Regions from separate parts of the Homo sapiens genome. Here region 1 is linked to region 2. The links are chromatin loops, found by intact Hi-C in ENCODE. Cell type or tissue: dorsolateral prefrontal cortex. All regions are shown on one strand. Links, peaks and the distances in the headings refer to the core of each region. The heading gives the core; the rest is flanking DNA. Region 1 has its middle 370 kb from the start of TRK-TTT1-1. Region 2 has its middle 240 kb from the start of TRK-TTT1-1.

Region 1 (6,498 bases), core at 2,025-4,524, 130 kb before region 2:
GATTTCAGCAAATCCAGGATGTTGACAAATTCACTTATATATCTTCGAAGACTCAGTGAAGAAATGTGGACTGGCTAGTGGAACATAGTTTGTTGAATAACCGTGATCAACAACTTTTGGTAACTTGGGAGAATTACCCTCATTTCATAATCATTCCCAACCTGGAGGCCCTGTTATCTCTTTAAAATTTTAAACCAGGCCCTGTTATCCTTTTTTAAAATTGTATAATCGATCACTTACAGGAAAAAATAGAAATCATACCTTCCAGTATGCAAAGCGGGAGAGAACTAACACATTGGCTATTAGAGCCAGTGTTCTAAAGAAAAATCACAACAGGGGAGAAGGCTGAGTTCAGATGAAGTGAAGTGCAATAAAGGTAATTCAAATCCCAGTATTCAGATTCAAAGTTCAACTGCATGACTACAGGTCTTGTGAGATGTGGCTTCATAGCAGAAGTTCATATAAAAAGCAACATCAGGATGTGAATTGACGTCACACACCATGGGGCCCGCCTAAGGAGCGACTGTAACCTTTGACCATGTTTATAGATGTATACTGTGCAAAGCAAGGAAGGTGATTGTCTTTCCATACTTTGCACTGATGAGTTCAGTTTACACGTAGGAATATTTGAAAGGACATGGATAAAGCTAGAGTACATCCAGCAGTTGTTAACAAGAACAATGCTGTGTCTGGAAATTAAAAATACCAGTGAACTGAACAGTCGAAGAAAATGTTTAGCCTCAAAAGAAAACCCTTGGGAATTTCAAGTCCTGGAAGGAATGTGGCTTGTAGTTGCATGCTGGATGGCACCAAAAGACAAAATACATATGACAGAAAGTACGTATGAGTAAAAACTTGAGAAGAGACAGAAGCTGTTTCAACATAAGGAAGAAGTTTCCTGTAATTTTAGCACCATTACACATGGAATCTACTTCATAGCGATGTACTAAGTTCCGTCACCAACAGTGAAATTGGTCATTGTTTATCAGGATGTTATCACAGAATGAATGCATTGAGGAGGTGATTTGATTAGATGGTATCTAACATATCCATGAACCTGTGATTTAAAAAAATTCCTAATGTATATGATGTTCATGGGTGTTGAATTAATATGAACTTCACAATGAATTCCAGCACTGAAATATTCTGCAGTAAAGAAATCCATTGGATTATGTGGCCTTGAGAGTTTCTTAAACCTACTTTCCTTTGGTCTATTGCGTTTGAGGGGTATCTTGCATGGTGCCTGTTCTGTGGGCCAGGCTGTGGGAAGCACTGTTTTGAAGGACTCACCAGCTCTTGCTTTTATCTATTAGATATCAAGTAACGTTGCCCTAGTTTCATAACAGCTTATTGCCTAGGTTCAGTCCTGAGCATAGACCAGTGGAAAAAATAAGACTGGAAATAGGAAGCTCCTGAGTGCTCCTAAGAGAGTCTAGGAAGCTCCTGAGTGCTCCTAAGGGAGTCTAGTGTCTACTGGTCCTTGTCTCAGTTCTGAGAGTAGGACCAGCTCCAACTGCTATTTAGGGAAATGTTGCCCCCACTGAAATTAGCCCATGTCTAGACTAGATTGAGTGTAAACTGTAATGAGACAAAATTAGTTTACTCTTCCGGTGGGCCTTATTAATACTACTACTAATAAATATTGGCCGGGCGCGGTGGCTCACGCCTGTAATCCCAGCACTTTGGGAAGCCGAGGTGGGTGGATCATGAGGTCAGGAGTTTGAGACCAGTCTGGCCAATATGGTGAAACTCCATCTCTACTAAAAATCCAAAAAAAAAAAAAAAAAAAAAAAAAAAACTAGCCAGGCATAGTGGCACGTGCCCGTACTCCCAGCTACTCGGGAGGCTGAGGCAGGAGAATCACTTGAACCCAGGAGGCGGAAGTTGCACTGAGGCAAGATTGTGCCACTGTACTCCACCCTGGGCAATAGAGGGAGACTCCATCTCATCATAATAATAAATATTACTTATCAAATACTTGCTATATACTAGACACTGAACTGGGCACTTCCTATACATTGTCAAATTTAATCTTCCTAACAACTCTACAAGGTAGTTTTTATTAGTCCCATAAGACAGATGAGTAAACTGAAGACCCAGGAGGCTAAATAACTTGCTGAAGTTGGCTCATTCACCAAAGGATGGATGTGGGATGTCACTCTAGTTATTATAATTGACGCCAATTATACTATGAACAGATTCAACACACCAGATTGGATGAGTCTCTCTGGCCCAGGATAAGTCTACAAATGCCTGCCAAGGGTGCTGTTCTCCAGCAAGCCTCTCATGGGAATGCATTTTCCAGGGACCAGCCAAATCCCCCCTCGACACTGGTTTTTGTAGTTTGATGCTCATGTTCCTAGGACAGGAAGCAGTGTCATCCTTAAGGGCTTTTCTTTTTGAGATGAAGTTGCCCTCTTGTGGCCCAGGCTGGAGTGCAATGGGGCAGTCTCAGTTCACTTCAACCTCTGCCTCCTGGGTTTGAGTGATTCTCCTGCCTCAGCCTCCTGAGTAGCTGCGATTGCAGGCCTGCGCCTCCATGCCTGGCTAATTTTGTATTTTTAGTAGAGATGGGGTTTCACCATGTTGGTCAGGCTGGCCTTGAACTCCTGACCTCAGGTGATCCTCCTGCCTCAGCCTCCCAAAATGTTGGGATTACAGGCGTGAGCCACTGTGCCTGGCCCCTTAAGGGCTTTTAAAGCCCTGCAATCTTTGAGCACTAAGGGGAATCACTGTGACCTACAATATATAAACAAAGGAGAAAAAAAAACTATTTAAAAACAAGTTTAAAATAAAAAAAGGGCCTCCTTGCTGGAAAAATTTAATCAAGAGGTTAGTTTACTCTTTTATGGGGGTGTAGGAACGTGGATGATGGGTTATTCTTCATGGCTACATTTGTCTGTTATTTTTATTAATGTGTCTTTTAAAGTGTCCTATACCAGGACCTTTTCCACCAACATTGAAAGATTTGCCTCTGAGAATGAGAGGCCTGAGCTTCCACCGTAGGAATATCACACGTTTTCTCATGCACAAGTAAGTAGCAAGGGGGCGCCGAGACATTTGGCTTACTGCAGAGGCATCTGAGGCCTGTGCTTATTCATGCATATTTACAAGGTAATTAGTTGTCCATTCATTCATTAGCGTGTTTATAGGGCCACTCGCAAAGCCTCTCAATTTCAGCTTGAAGAGAGACAGCCAAGATTGGCCTCGAGGGAATACTTGGGTTAAACAGAGTCACAGCTTGATACAGTGAAACTCACCAATCCCCAAACCAGAACTAGTTGAGTAACTCAAATGTGATTTGTCAGTCACCTAGAAATGAGATCTTTAATTGGCTCATTCATGTTTTCCCTCGAAAACTTAGGCAGATACTCAGAGAGGATAGACGCTCCTATTTTTTAAGCCTTCCGTGTCCAGACAGAAATTTCAGTATTTCATTTTTTTTTCCTTTGACTCTTACTTAAATGGAAACATCACTTGCATACAGTCAAATTCACTCTTTGGTGTATAGATCCATGAATGTTGATGGCAATATACAGCTGTGTAACCACCGCTGCCAAGTACAGAACAATTTCAATGTGCTTTCAAAGTAAAGAGCTTTTGCAGGCCAGGCACAGTGGCTCATGCCTGCAATCCCAGCACTTGGGAGGCCTATGTGAGAAGATTGCTTGAGTCCAGAATTTAGAGAACAGCCTGGGCAATATGGTAAGACCCTGTCTCTACATTAGCTGGGCAGAGTGGCACATGCCTGTGTTCAGCTACTCAGGAGGCTGAGTAGCTACTCCTCTTGAGCCCAGGAATTTGAGGCTGCAGTAAGCCAAGATTGTGCCACTGCACTCCAGCCTGGGTGGCAGAGTGAGACTCTGTCTCTAAAAAAAAAGAGAAAAAAGAATTTTGGCATCTTTTTCAAAATCAGTTGAGCAGATCCTGAGTGAGACATGCCTTACTTCATGGATTGAGAAAAGACACTATTTTGAGAGACAAAGGACAGTTGCTGGAAGGTTTTGATCCATGACAACGCATGTTGGAAAAATCCTGACGGAGCCAGCAAGACTCAATCGAGTGACACAGCATCAGAAGAGAGTAAATAGATCTGCTGACTCGGAATTGATTGAGGGCTAGTTATCTGGTTTTCTAAAGCTGCTTTTTTTTTTTCTAAAAAATGAAGATGGATGATGTTTCCTCCTTATGTGGTTTGGTGTGAATTACTGTCATTCCAGTGGCCACCTAGATAACTGGACACAAATCTCTTTATATTTAAAATCCACTCGCTAAGTGCACGGGGCTGGTCTCACCACCCAGGAAGGAAGGTGCTTCTTGTACTAGCTCCTTTGCATTCCAGATGAGCTCCTCCTGGATATCAAAGACAGGCAGTTTGTAGAACCTGTGTTTTTGAAAATCTGCTCCTGTGTTAGATCTGAGAGAAAAAACGTCTGGCTCTTCAAATCATCTTCACACTCTCAAATCGCCTCTGAATCTTTGTTTTTCCTGGTTCCAGGTCCTCCACGAACGCACTTCCTATGGTCGCGTGCATGTTTCAATATTTAGTTCCTTCAGTTATTTCAAAATGACTTCAAACTCACTTCCTTCAGGAAATCTCCATTCAAACTAACCTCCTGGAAGAATAGAGGGTATCAGTGCATGGCTGCTTATAAAAAAGAGGAGCTCCTACCACCTCTTCCTTCTTTAGCCCTCATTTTGGGTTCCAGCAGCCTTTTGTTAATTCCCCTATTGCCCATTAGAGCAGCAGAGTGTGGGGTTGAGTGCCCCATTTTTAGAGTTGGAGGGCTATCTATCATCTATTCATCATCTTCCTACCATCCGCCTACCTACCTACCTACCTACCTATCCATCTATCAATCCCATCCATCCGTCTACCATCTGTCTACCCATTGATCTACCCATCATCTGTCTACTAATCTCTGTATTGTCTATCTCTGTCATCTAGTATCATTTACCTATCCATCTACCTATCATCTACATGTCTGCCTAACTTATCTGATCTCTCTCTATCGTCTGTCAATCATGTCTATCATCTTCCTGTCAGTCTGTCCATCCTTCCATCCCTCTACCCATCTTCCCATCCCCCCATCCCTCCCTCGAGCATGTTATTTATCATCTCAGGGTCTTAGTTTTCTCATCTATAAAATGGGACTAATAATAAAGCCTAGAAGACTGTTATAAGGATTAAGTGATGTATATTTAGCATTTAGAATAATTCCTGTCACATAGGAAGTCTCCATAGTATTGGCCTTCAATGTCTTCATTATTTTCATGATCTCCTTGTCTCCTTCCTTTTCTCATCTTCACTCATAAGAACAGGGTCATGCTTTCTTATTTGGGACTTTTGTCAAACCCTACCTTCAACCAAGTCCAAGTACCAGTAGCAAAACAGCTGTCCTGTTCAACCCCCCCAGTCATATAACTTCATCATATCTGGGACCTGGACCCATACATTTCACTGCATTTTGTACCTCTTTTCTTTTTATGGTTTGTTCATTTTTTTCTTACCTTATTGTTATTTCATGTGGTTGCCACTCCTGTTTCTGTATTCTTTGCAGGCATCTGTCCTTCTGAAACACTTGTTTGAAAGTATAGTCGCTTAGAACTGCACCAGGTAATATTTCATGGTGGTCACTGAAGGGTTTCTGGGTTACACAGGAAGGGTTGGCAATCCACAGCCCGCTGCCTAATTTTGTATGGCCTGGCAGCTAAGAATGATTTCTACATTTTTAAATCGTTGAAAAAAGAATTGAAAGAATATTTTGTTACACATGAAGACTACACAAAATCCAGATTTCATTGTCCATAAAGTTTTATTGAAACACAGCCACGCCCCTTTGTTTACAAACTGTCTGTGGCTGTTGTCATACGACAGAGGTGGAGTTGAGTAGCTGCGAAGGAGACCTAGTGGTCCAGAAAGCCTAAAATTTTTCCTGTCTGGCTCTTTACAGAAAATGTTTGCTGACTGCTGACTTGGAATCTCATTCTAAGTAAACCCACTGATTAAAAAATACAGGGTATCTTGCTGTGAGAAGCGGGGATTGAAGGCAGATGATACGAGGAGAGCAATCTTTGTAGAGCTGTTGTCTTGGGTTTTCAATATTTCCTATTCCTTGTCTGATGCATTTAACATATTTGATGGAATATGTGTTAAGTTGGTTTGCATAAGACTTCCATGTCAATTTCTTGATTCTCTACACCGCTGTAAGACCAGACCCTGTCATCTTTGACTACTGGGTTTCACAGGACACAATCCGTTTCCTCAGTGGCAAAGGCTTTGTTTCTTTGTGAACCACAGTAGTTCTTCCTGAATTTCTTTTATCGACGTTCAAAACCGGGCCTTTTGTGCTGAATATCTTCACACGTTTTAAAACAGAGCAACTTGGGGCTTTTCAGCTGTGCACACGGAAGGAGCCTAGGCATTGTCTTTCTATTGGCGTGATTGACTTGTTCTTTAAATAAAACTCCAGTCTTTGTTCTCCGTTCCCCACTAAC
Region 2 (6,498 bases), core at 2,341-4,840:
GGAAGCACCACTTGGAACAAAACATCACCACATCCTCGCCTGTAACCAAGAGCAAACAGGCCGCTTTTCATTCTGCATAGTGATGGCTGTTGTGCTCTTTACACCAGAGCCACAGGCTGGAGGGCTGCATGCAAAGTGTGGGTAATTGTGCAGTTCTGGAACTGCACAATGTCCGCCTCTGGAACAATGTCTCGTAAAAATCTTAAGCGGCTATCACTTTTCATGGCTAATGAACTGGGGAACTGGGAATGAGATCTAGAGCCAATTCTTGGATTAAGTCTTCTAAGCCTCAAACAAGGCTGCGTTTAGGAACTGGGGGGAAGAGAGAGGTCCGAACTCGGAGATGAAGGAGAGTAAGCTCCAACCCTCCTCGGAGCCTAGCAACCTGCTTGAAGAGCTCACCAAGGACCAAGCAAGTGGGGACATGAATATCAAAAGGCTTGTTTGAGCGTCAAAAATGCATTTAGTGTAGTTTTCCATGTGATTTCTAAGAGGCTTGTTCTCATCTTAAGAAATATTTGAGGTTAGGTATATTTACATTCACATGCTGATTAGTAACCAGACAGTGGTGGCCTCCAGTGACCAGTGAGGAGGGCACTGGGGCAGGGAGTATCAGGAAACTTCTGGCACAAAGGGAATAAGTCAAATGGGAATCGGTGGTCTCTGTTACAGGTGGGTGGTCTTTGGAGAAAAGAGTTTCAGGGCAGATTCCATCCTGTGATGCACACATACAAGTAAGTAAATAAATAAGCAAACAAATAAATGCATGTCCTGTTTCTTTTTATTCCACACTAAAGACAATATCTGCAGGTGCATTAGCCCCCTGGGGAGAAGTGACAGCAAGCTAGAGCCCAGGTATAACTGCGTTCAGAATAGTTCAGGTAGGTCCCAACTACATCTCTGTCTTTCATCTGGTTTTCTTCTTGAGATACTGCAAATTTCCTTTTCTTCTTTTATTTTTTCTGCTGTTCTATGGCGCTTGCACTCATTTCCAAAGAAGGATGTGAACATTCTTTCATATGGCAAGGTGAAAATAATTTTATTTTCATCGCTTCCCTTACCTCCCCCTACCCCAACCTTATGATGGATTTACTTGAAAAAAAATAATGACGGGGCTTCACAAACTGGCCTGACAGTTGTGATGCAGAGAGCGAGCCGGCTGAGTAGGGACGGTGAGGCATCTCTGTACCTATTATGGCAAAAATCGATAATGCTTTCTGTAAATTGCTCCTCCCAAAGGAGCCGAACAAATGCAGAAGACAGGGGAAGCCATCACTCTGTGTGAAGGCCCTGCACGCTCGGACCGGTTCAATTATGAACAGGAGGGCGGTTAGGTCTGTGCGTGCGTGCATGCGTGTGTGTGTGTGTGTGTGTGTGTGTGTGTGTGTGTGTTCAGAGTAAGAATTCTGGGGGAGAAGGAACTTACTCATCATAAAATTTTAATTGTTCTCTTAGGTGCATCCTTCCATCTGTCCTTGAGAGGTGGGAGGTCCTGAGTCCTAGAAACCCTAGAAAATCCTTTGGAAGTTGCAAGGGGTGGATTAAGGAAAATAGCCCGTCTTTTTAATTGCGATTTCCTGGCCAGCAGCTTAATTGTTGTGGTGCTTTTCTAGAAACTCCCTTATCCTGGCTGTGGAAATTACATGCTGAATCTGTGGCTGTAAACAATCTTGTATATTTGGGCTGTGTTAGAATTTTCTTTACGTTCCAAATCTCTCATTTTAGTGATCTTTGAAAAGATAATATATCACAAATCCCTTGAGGGACATTTTTTTTTTCTGTAAGTTTATGACTCCTTCCCAGCCACCCATTCCCTCCCCTAAACTGCAAAAGAAATGGAAGTCATTTCCATAATGATGGTTCTTGTGGGCCATGGCTATATTTACTTTTTTTCTTAGCAGGAGGAGCGTAAAACTTAATTACTGCCATGAAACACAAGTTGATGGAAATAGACAAAAGACGTCAATAAAATAATTTTTCAAACAATGTGTAGGGTTAGGGAAATGGAGCACCTGGAATGCAAAGGTTTTATGCAGGTGGTTGTTTAAAAAATTAAGATGTAGAGGAAATATGCTGTTAGAAAGACCACTGGATTTGGAGCCAGGAGACCTAGAGCTTTAAAGACTAGCTATGGGCCAGGCACAGTGGCTCATGCCTGTAATCCCAGCACTTTGGGAGCCTGAGGTGGGTGGATCACGACGTCAGGAGTTCAAGACCAGCCTGGCCAAGATGGTGAAACCCCGACTCAACTAAAAGTACAAAAAAATTAGCAGGGCATGGTGGCGGGCACCTGTAATCGCAGCTACTTGGGGGGCTGAGGCAGAGAATTGCTTGAACCCTGGAGGCAGAGGTTGCAGAGAGCCGAGATCGCACCATTGCATTCCAGCCTGGGCAACATAGCGAGACTCTGTCTCAAAAAAAAAAAAAAAAAAAAAAAAAAAAGACCAGCTGTGGTACTTGCTAACTTGATGATCATAAGTTTCGGCCTCAGTGTCTTCATCTATAAAATGGGATGGTGACACCTCCATAAGCTCTCTCACAGGTTGTGAGGAAGTTATATGAAAATCCATTGCCAGCATGAAGTTGTTATAAGGATGTAAATTATTGTTGGCATTAAAGAAGATACGCAAGTCTACGTCCGTGTGGTAATTGAATGAGACGGTCAACTGGGTCTGTTCATAGCCATACTATGCCAGCATGCTTGATTTCATTTGGATGCTCTTCACTTTGATGCTCTTCAGTGAGGTCAATTTCCTGTGGGGCATGAGGCTCTAAGAAACCTAGGTCTCAACCCATGTTGAGGTCAAGCAGGCACGTGATGGGAAATGAAACTGCAGGGATGCCGGCAGTCAGAATTTTAGCCGAGAACCATCATGTGACACAAGTACAATTTCTAGTCATCCAGCTTGACCCGAGCAGGCAGATTGGGAGCAGATGCTATATGCTCAAATGAGAGGTAGCTGCAACTTCATGGGGGTAGGGAGGGCAGAGAAAAAGGAAGCATTTTTAAAAGGCAATGAACGATTCTCAGAGAGAGAGAGACCCGGACTTTATCCGAGGAGATGAGACTCTAGCATAGTTTGCAGTTGCTTTGTTAACCTGTTTTTGTTTAAATGAGCGGGAGCAGGACTAATAGATTACCATGTGAGAGGAGCTGGTATGAATTTCTGAGCAGGAAAGTGAAAAGCAGCAAGGAACAGATGATGAGACAAAAGGGAGACTACACCAAGACTAAAGTTTTGGAAAGGAGGGGAAGTGGATATTTTGGAAAACATCAAAAATAATCGTAGTCTTCATGACCCAAGGAAACCACACAGTAATGGTGGAAAGCATGTTCTAGCTGATCAGGAAGTTGGGAATAGATGCTAACACACATGTTGAAATGTTAACACACACGTGCAGACGTCTCCATGCCATAAAGCATTTGAATACCCAGGCAGGAAGAGAATCGGGAGATGGGGTGATTCGGAGGACACTGGGCTGGATGGAGACTTGAGGACACAAATACCTTAGGAAGACATAAAGCTAGTGGAATCCTACCATGCTGCTAGGACTCCCAGATCTAGCCAGTCTCTGTAGAGAAAGCATCTGAAGTTGAGGCAAATGGAGTCCCCTAACCCGTGCTTGGGAATGGAGATGTGTCCTTTCCAAGGGAAATGTTGTCTGACATCTGCCCCCTGCTGGAAGCAGCTGCCTTGCTTCCTAAAGATGGGGGAGAGCGAACAATTGCAGGAAAAAAAAATTGACCTATTAAAGTCAATAAGCCCAGGATCCTAATGTATCCAACTGCATCTGAATAGCGTATGAAAATTACCAAAATTGTCTTTTAAAACCTACTGATGTGGGTCACCCAAGCAGCATGCTCCCAGTTGTTAATAATTAATACTGAGCATCCTAGGGAGGAATCACTGTGGATAATTGTAGCCAGTAAGTACGAGTCTGGCAGCCCAGTGTGCCGCGGGTCAGAAAAGGGCAGTGAGGAAGGGATCATACATCAAGCTGGTGCCAGCCGCTGGGTATCGGTGATCTGCTTCCTCTGGCTGTACTTATTCTTCTGATGCGAAAGCCTTCTAAACAAGGCTGTGAATTGGTTTTCATGCTCGCATTGACAGATTGGGAAAGCAGTTTGTTCTACCAAATTTAACAATGATATATCATTATCACAACTTTGGGGGAAATCTATAAAATCAATAAGTTTGTAGCCTGAACAGGATTTGTATCGCTCGCTTGCTGTGCTGGTGTCAAAGCGTGAGCATATGGATTGAGTCACAGCCTGAGATCAATGGAATTTGTGGACAGTAAGCTCAATAACAAGCCCTTCTGAAAAGAAATAGATGTAAAAAGCAAATTTACTAGAGTATAAAAAAAAAAAAAAAGCTAATATCTTTTCTGTGCCTGGCTGTAAAGTGCTGTTTGGCTGCCGTTGGCTGCGGGTACTTTGAAAGCTGTCTGGAGTATGTGCCTGCAATTCCGAATGCTGCTGCGCCAGCTTCATGCATTGCATGGACAGTTGGGTGCTTCTATTTGCAGGGTTTGTGCTAGGAAACTCGCCAAGAATAGGAGGAGGAGGAAAAATAGCCCTTTATATTATAAACTGAATAAAGAATAAAAACAGTCAGTGTGTCTGCTGGGGAAAGACCACGGTGGCTTTATTTACTTTGTGCTGGTAGGACTTGCTAATGGAGAAAAATAAAAAGGCATAATTAAATAGTTTAATGAATTCGCAGCTCTTTTGTTTGAGTGGGACGGGAATGCATGTTCCGGAGAGGCCTCACAAAAAGCTTGGCTGGTAGTGAGTTAAAAGTAGGAAATCAGTTCTTTGAAGGCATTTTTATACTTCATTATCCCAGCATGTAAAATGACTTGTACTAAACGATTGGGGATTTTATTTTTCACTCTCTCTCTCTTTCTCTCCTTTTTCTAAACAAAAGAGAGCATGGGGTGGCTGGTGTCTAATTCCACTCCAGGTTCCAGAGCTGGAGATCAGCCCATTACCAGGCTGGTGGGCCAGCTCCTGCATATGGGAAAGTCCAGGGCTCTGAGCAATGCGGAGCCCCCATCAGCAGACAGCCCACCCTGCAATGTACATAGGACCTCAAGCTAGCGCAAATGGCCTGTAGTCTCTCCAGCATGAGGCAAAGTTATTGCCTATTGCTGGGCCACAAACTGGGGTGTCCTTTATGTTGTGTTTTCTGGGCAGCCAAGATTATATATCCCCCCTCTTACGGTGAAAACAAAGAAATACCTAGGGTGAAGGAAGCTGATTTTGCAGAACACTGATGCTGATTCTCAGCCCTGACTTGGTTTCCTTTTGTACTGTGGAGAGAATATGCTCCACAGTACAAAAGAGGGCAAGTCCTTCAGGAAGGCCAGCTGCTTCCAGACATGGCCACCTGCCCTTGCTCTGGCCACCAGATTCCCATGCTCAAAGAAGCCAAATGGGCACTGAGAGGCTCATAAGAGGTAGGCATGTCCCTCCAAATCAAGAGTCACACAGGGCTTGTGCTCCCTGAGCAAACTGGGAGAAAATTACACCCGAGAAGGATAACTTTAGCCTGCAACCTGGGCAGGGGCTGGGGAAGGGTCAGAGATTTCAGAGGCCTGGGTTTGAATTGAGATGTTCCCTGATAACCCACTGAGGAGAAGGCCCCAAGGAGAGGACAGCCTTTGTCCCCAAGGAAGAAGGGCAGCTTGGACATCTGACGAGGAGGCAGGCAGAGCTTGGTGGCAGAGGGCAGCCTGGGATATCTCTGCCCAGGCACGGGCCTTCGTTTTTTTTTAAAACTGCAGCTGGTTTGTTGAGCACAAGCTCAACCTCACAAACTTGGTGGCGACAAAGCTGGGGAAAATAAGGCCCATGATGAACCGGGGGTTTTCTTAGGCTCAGGACCAGACCTCACCATTCCTCCCTCATCTCTCCATCCTCCGTATGAGCCACAGGTATAAAGAGAGCAGAATGGTTGTTTATTCAGTGACTCGATGATTTCAAGTGATTGATGCATTCCTGCTTTCTTTTGCTTCCCCTTCTTTCCTGCCTGGGCTGTTTGGGCTCAGGGTTTCCCAGAGAGTGTGGCCAGGGCCAGGGCCTCAAGGGCTGTAGGTGGGGCTGGAGGGCCCCTTTATAGATTTGCTGTGAGATCTCTTCCAGCCAGAGAGAGAGCTCTCTCCTGAGCCTCCTGTGGCAACACTTGGAAGGTAACAGGAAAACAGCCCAGCTGAGATGGCTCTAGGTGACACACCTAATCCATCTTTGGAGGGGAAAGGCCCTCTTGGGTCTGAAAATAATTATTGTTTCTTTCCATCAGCCTCTTATTTTTTCTCCTCTCTCTGTGTCTGCTGTACTTGCTTTCAGTTTTGCTTCCAAATCTAGAGGTGCAGTGTGATTTTCTGGCTGAGTGGTGTCTGCCTCAGTCATATATCTGCACCCCCACTTCAGAAGACTGCTTCTTGGTGACCCCTTGGCTCTGTCACCTCCAACATATGGAGTCAACTGCCAGC

The links. A loop is a pair of places that touch in the nucleus more often than their neighbours do. Peaks named below come from ENCODE experiments on the same cell type or tissue, not always from the same donor. Only the 100,000 strongest peaks of a DNase experiment are listed, where the experiment ranks them.
Region 1: it touches region 2 in a loop (8-fold over the local background); 4 of 110 quality-filtered maps call a loop at or near these places.

What each region holds. Positions count from the first base shown.
Region 1 is chr16:73,843,205-73,849,702 of GRCh38, reverse strand. It overlaps a transcript of ZFHX3 not described here. Among named protein-coding and RNA genes, the nearest start is that of TRK-TTT1-1, 370 kb to the right of the region's middle. In dorsolateral prefrontal cortex, for the core only: a CTCF peak has its summit at 3,049; a DNase peak (open chromatin) is centred at 3,062.
Region 2 is chr16:73,711,507-73,718,004 of GRCh38, reverse strand. It overlaps a transcript of ZFHX3 not described here. Among named protein-coding and RNA genes, the nearest start is that of TRK-TTT1-1, 240 kb to the right of the region's middle. RefSeq lists an enhancer at 3,521-3,815. In dorsolateral prefrontal cortex, for the core only: a CTCF peak has its summit at 3,697 (motif pointing left); DNase peaks (open chromatin) are centred at 3,664, 3,972 and 4,464; H3K4me3 peaks cover 1,381 bases; H3K27ac peaks cover 1,119 bases.